2 separate regions of the Homo sapiens genome follow, and region 1 is linked to region 2. Evidence: read pairs that join two places in POLR2A ChIA-PET (ENCODE). Cell type or tissue: CD4-positive, alpha-beta T cell. All regions are shown on one strand. Links, peaks and the distances in the headings refer to the core of each region. The heading gives the core; the rest is flanking DNA. Region 1 overlaps LRRC8C (leucine rich repeat containing 8 VRAC subunit C). Region 2 has its middle 22 kb from the start of LRRC8C-DT.

The links. Peaks named below come from ENCODE experiments on the same cell type or tissue, not always from the same donor. Only the 100,000 strongest peaks of a DNase experiment are listed, where the experiment ranks them.
Region 1: POLR2A ChIA-PET joins it to region 2 with 10 read pairs; 9 of 35 experiments call an interaction of 5 or more read pairs at or near these places.

The regions. Positions count from the first base shown.
Region 1 is chr1:89,697,347-89,700,161 of GRCh38, forward strand. All of the region lies in intron 2 of LRRC8C (leucine rich repeat containing 8 VRAC subunit C), which reads left to right. Among named protein-coding and RNA genes, the nearest start is that of LRRC8C, 66 kb to the left of the region's middle. In CD4-positive, alpha-beta T cell, for the core only: no CTCF peak of the experiment used is centred there; no DNase peak of the experiment used is centred there; H3K27ac peaks cover 2,488 bases.
Region 2 is chr1:89,609,668-89,612,482 of GRCh38, forward strand. No RefSeq gene overlaps it. Among named protein-coding and RNA genes, the nearest start is that of LRRC8C-DT, 22 kb to the right of the region's middle. In CD4-positive, alpha-beta T cell, for the core only: a CTCF peak has its summit at 1,199; DNase peaks (open chromatin) are centred at 304, 684, 1,244 and 2,224; H3K4me3 peaks cover 2,500 bases; H3K27ac peaks cover 2,459 bases.

The DNA of each region.
Region 1 (2,815 bases), core at 198-2,697, 88 kb after region 2:
CGAAGATAATCTGGATGATTTATGTTTCTCTTTGAACTCTCCCAATTTCTTTTATTCTACTCCTGCTCACAGATTTATCAGTAAACTGCAGGGTTTCTAGAGCTAAGTCAGCTGAGTACAGAACTGAGGTTTCAGTCCCTGGGCATTGCTTCAAAAAGAGTTTTTCCTGTATTATTTTAAGAGCATAATTACAGATAAATATTTCAAATTCTTCAAACAACCGAAACAAATAGTCTGTTATAAATCAAAACATGTTCTGTGTTATGTATCCATTGAATTTTCTCACATGGTTGTTACTTTGAAATGGATGCTTTCCACATAGATCTTAAATTGCCATGGATCAAATAATTCACTGGTCTTTATGGCTTATGGAAAAATGCCATGAAGCAGAATGAGAAGAAGCTGCTTCAAATCTCACCCACCCCCTTCATTTCTGAAAAATTTTTTTTGTAATTCCTTGTTTGGCCTAGAGAAGCTTTCTTCAAAAGAAGAGGGGAAAAAAAACAATGTGGATACAACCAAGATAGAGGTAATAAAAGCATCCTTGATGGCTGGAAACCTTCAGTTTAATGAAGGGTTAAAAAAATGAACATTAATAGTATGTATTGTCATTCCCACCCTCAGAAAAGTTAGTATGTCAATATTTACAGTGATAGGAGAATCGTATTTACTAAGCAAAATTTCAAAATGTAGACATGATTCTAATGTGGATATGATGGTTTCTTTTTTACCTAGGAATAAACAGACCATGTGTCCCAAATCTGGTACTCTCTTTGTGTCTCTTAAATGAGTTAGCACTTAACTCTGGCTTTAGGAATCACTAGACTGATATCACTTGGCAGTTAGGAGAGTGTGCAAAACGAATTGTTTCATGTCAGAAGAAGGTAGCTAGAGGTCAAATATTTCCAGATGTTCTCTGGCATCTGAATATATGAATGCATATGCTTGCCTTAGCTGTGGTTTGTTCCTCCTTAGGGATATGGGGGACAGTGTTTGTTTTATTTATTCACTTCATATTTATTGCGTACCTACTTTGTGCCAGGCAATGAAAACTAAGCATGGTGTCTATCTTTAAAGAGCTTACTGGTCCTTATACTGTTATTTGTTCTGTATAATGATTTAAGATATGCTGTAGCTTTTTTAGTGCTTAATCTTTCTATCAGTGACATTTAATGTTCCTCAGGCATTTCTCACGGTGCATAACTCAAGGAGTTTCACTTGATACTAGCCTTTAATTATGTATTAATAAAACCTGTATAAAAGTACCATTATACTTTACCACTGAGAAAATCCATAAGTTCAGAAATCTAAGTTTTAATGCACTTATCTCTTCAATCCCTTGGATTTTTTTCCCCAAGCACTCCATGCCTCAAATGTGCCAAGGTATGATTTTTTTTTCCCTTTCTTATTGCTGTTGGAGAAATAGGCAACTAATAAAAACAGACCTTTTACTCTGCTCTTGTAAATACCTTAGACTTTGGCAGTTTGCCTTAGACTGGTTTTTCTCTCACTTTACTATATGGGTGTAAACTTCCTCCCTGTACAGTGTGTTATTTCCTGGCCATGATATAAATGTTAAGCATCATCATCATTAAAAATAAGGGAGATTCAGACAAGTCCCGAAGGTGGAAAAAAAAAGAAATTAAAAAAGAGAGAGAGAGAGATGATCCAAACAATGGAATGCTATATAGTGCTAAAAATAAAAAATAAAAAATAAACGGTCAAGCTATGAAAAGACATGGAGGAACATTAAATGTACATTGCTAAGTGAAAGAAGCTAATCTTAAAAGGATACATGCTGTATGATTCCAACTGTATTATATTCTGGAAAAGGCAAAACTACAGACAGTAAAATATCAGTTGTTGCTTAGAAAGGACAAAGGAGGGGAGGGATAAGTAGGTATAGCTCAGAAGACTTTTAGGGCAGTGAAATGACTCTGTAGGATATTACAGTGGATACATGTTGTTATACATTTGTCCAAATCTTTATCCAACACCAAGAGTGAACCCCAAGGTAACTGTAGACTTTGGATGACAGTGATGTGTCAATGTAGGTTCATCGATTGTAACAAATGTACCACTGTGGTTGAGCTTGGTGATAATGGGGAGGGCTATACATGGATGGAGGTAGGGAGCATTTGGGAAATCTCTGTACCTTCCTTTCAATTTTGCTGTGAACCTAAAGCTGCTCTAAGAAAATTTAAAAAGTCTTTTTAAAAAGTAGAAGAAAAGAAGAGAGCATGTGCACAGCAAACAGGAAATGATGCCACATACTTGCAGTTTTGCTTTTCCATTTCTGTTGGAGACAAGGACGGTGTTCGTCCTGATGATAGTGATGCAGCATGTGTGGTTCTCATAGATGTCTATTTCTGTGCTCCTGTGGCGATTGCCCCCAAATATGCTTATAGTCAACATAATGCACAGCAAGAGTTGTGAATAAGACATTTGCTAAGAATGAAAGCATTTAAATATTCACTCCTTCAGAGCCATCTACTCTGCCTTTTCAGTTCCTTTTCATTCTCATTCTCACCAACATTTTTTGTACTTAAAATATTTTCAATAGTTCAGCCTTGAAACACAGTCTACATTTTCAGAGTTAATTCTATCACTGATGAGGGGAATCAATCTCATGCGTTTGGACAACGAGTGCTTTCTTTGTCCTCTAGCATCTTGTATCTTGGGGAAAGTGCTTAGTCAAGTTTGTACATTAACTGATAACTTAGTGACATGAAAATTAATTCCTTTCCCTTCTATTTCTATCCCTTTGCCCAGGAGAAATGGGTCTACCTCAGAAAAGAAGAGTGACACTCCATCT
Region 2 (2,815 bases), core at 135-2,634:
CTGCAGTGGGTATCTCAGCCAGTGTTCAGCTCTCATCAGAGAGGGTAGCTCCTCTCTGCTAGGCAGGTCATCCTGATGAGTGTCTAGCTGTCAGCAGAGAGGGTAGTTCCTCTCTGCAGCTGGTCATCCCATTGTCTTCTCAGCTCTCAGCAGACGGGAGACACTGAGGTGGGTAGTTCCTCTCTGTAGCGGGTCATCCCACCATTTCCCCGTCCTCTCTCTATCCTCTCTCTGTCCTCTGCCGGAGTCTGGCTGAATCCAGGGTTTTTATGGGCCTCAGAGGGGAGGAAGTGTGTGCTGATTGGTCCATGGGTGGCCATGGGCTGGCCCAGAAAAAGCACTACAAGTCCTCCCTCCGGTCCTTGGAACTGGCAGCCTGGCCCTCAGGCTTCGAGTCCTCCCTGGTTTGAGGGTGGGGCTTCACTAGGCACCAGTCCCCTTCCACCCAGGAGCCAGTCGGCCTCCTGCTACTGTTCATGACACCCAGGCTGTTCATGCCAAGGGACACCTGCAGGCCAGCACCAGGCTGTGCTCAGCACCCGCCTCGGCATCCCTCCCCACTGTGCTTGTCAGTGCCCAAAGTCCAGAGGGGGCTGAGGCGGCAGGGGCCTGGCATGTCAGCACTGCCTCGTGTGTGTGTACACCCAGCCCGGCTGTGACATCGCCCACACTTGGCCTCAACTCCACCCTGTGATTGGAGCCAACAGCAGGGAGAGGCCAGGCAGTGGAAGCAGACACCTTCAAGCCTACGGGGGCTAACAATGGGGATTCCCAGGTCCCCTGAGAGTGCAGAGATGCCCGGGTCTGCAGCTGCAACCTGGGCGGCCGTAGAGGCGCCTGGGAGGGTGGGGCTCCTGCCTGCTCCTCGCTCCTGCAGGCTCCGTGGAACGCTGCACCACTCCTGGCCCAGCTCCACCTCGGGGCTCCTCTCTGCGTGCCCTTCTGTGCCCAACCATGCTGCCCCCACACCAGGGGGCAATTCAGCCTGGCCTCATCGTGGAGGCTCCCAGGGCAGCAGGCTCCAGGGGGCTCCCAGGGGCAGGCTCCTCCGGGGACTATCCACCTCCTCCCCACACCTCCCCACAGAGGCGGTAGGCAAGAGAGATGACACGGGGCCAGGGTAACAGAGTGGCAGAGGCTCTGGGCCTGGGAGTGGGTCCCGCCTGGCTGCAGCCAGTGCAATGGCAGCGGCTGCTCTGGATGGCCCACCACTGCCATCAGCAGTAAGATAGAAAAGGGCTGTCAACTTGCCTGCTGGGTGTTGTTTTGATGTGGTAAATGTGAGTTTTTCAGATTGTATCTCCCTTCCCTTCCAAGTGTATTCAAAACAACTAGCAATTCAGCTACTTTCTGCCCTTCTGCGTACCTGATCTCTTTTGTCCATTTTGTAGTATGGAAGTCACTGGGCTGGAGTTTTTTATACCAGTCAGACCTGCCTCCTCAACTTCCCAGCTGTGTTATCTTAGACAAGTCAGGCAACCTTTCTACAGCTCAGTTTTCTCATCTGCAAAATGGGGAAGAATAATAACCATGTTTCAAGGTGATTAAGAAAATTGAAACAACATATATAAAATTCTTAGTCATATCTGACACCCAATAGGTACCTATCACCTTATCTTCCTTCCCTTGAATCTTCTTCTTACCCACTTCTCACTCCCTATGCCTGATTATTGAGCCCTCTCTGGGGTCCTTGGTGAGATGATCACTAACAGAATCAATGGCTAATGGAGCCTGTAAGAAAGTGTCCCTGGGGAAACAATATTTGTAAACTAAAATTCTTGTTCCAGGTCTTATAAACACTTGGGGTTTTGGGATATTTCAGTAAAAACAATAGACTCCTACTAGATGTAGTTGCTAATTTAATATCTTAAGGTGCGTGTATGTGAGCTTGGATAGTCACAGAAAGTCTCCAGTAGATGCACAAAAAAAAAAAAAAAAAAACCCACCTGGTAACACCGTGTATATTTTCTCTGCATATCTTTTTGTATTTTTTTGAATTTCGTACCATGTGCATGTATTCCTATTCAAAATTCAATTACTTTAAAAATGCTAGTGATGTTGGAGTACGTTTTTGCTAGGCATTGTAGTAGGAGCTCCCTAATGACCTGGAGCCTGTTAATATAGCCACCAAAACTTTTTAGTGTACAGAGAAGAAAAACTGTAGTCCTTCAAGCTGAAAACCACTGTCTGAGCTAGGAGAGGAGGTTCTTACTTTGTGGCTTCCTTGCCATAGAAGGTTTGTAACCTCTTCCCTCAAGATTTGCTAAGTAAATCTTGTTATTTGTCATCAGTAACAGTAGTGATCTATACTGAGAGCTTACTATGTGTCAAGCACTGTTCTGTGTAGCTTCTCAATTACCTCAAGTTAATTATCACACCAACCTTGTGAGGTGAGTTGTATTTTTATTCTATATTTTATATTTTTAAACATTGAGTCTCAGAGAGTCTCTTAACTGGCAAGTGACAGAGCTGAGATTAAGAGCTGTTACTGTATAGTTTTGTTATAACAGACATGGGCTGTTATTAAAGCTAAATAAATTCATACATATGAAGTGCTTAGAAAAGCATTGGCTGTGGTGCCCTCCCTGTTAAGGGCCAGCATTAACATTTCTGGAGTTAGGGAGGGACTTTGTAAATTAGAAACATAATTGAGTCAGTGAAAGTACCAGGAGGTAATTGTAATCAACTAAAATGTAAATTAAGGTTCCATGTATTCTGTAATAAGGCCTAGACATTTTTCAAGATAGTTTTCCCCTTGTTTTTATTTTCTATGTGTGCCATTTCCTAGAAGACATCCTGCCACCAATTCCAAGTT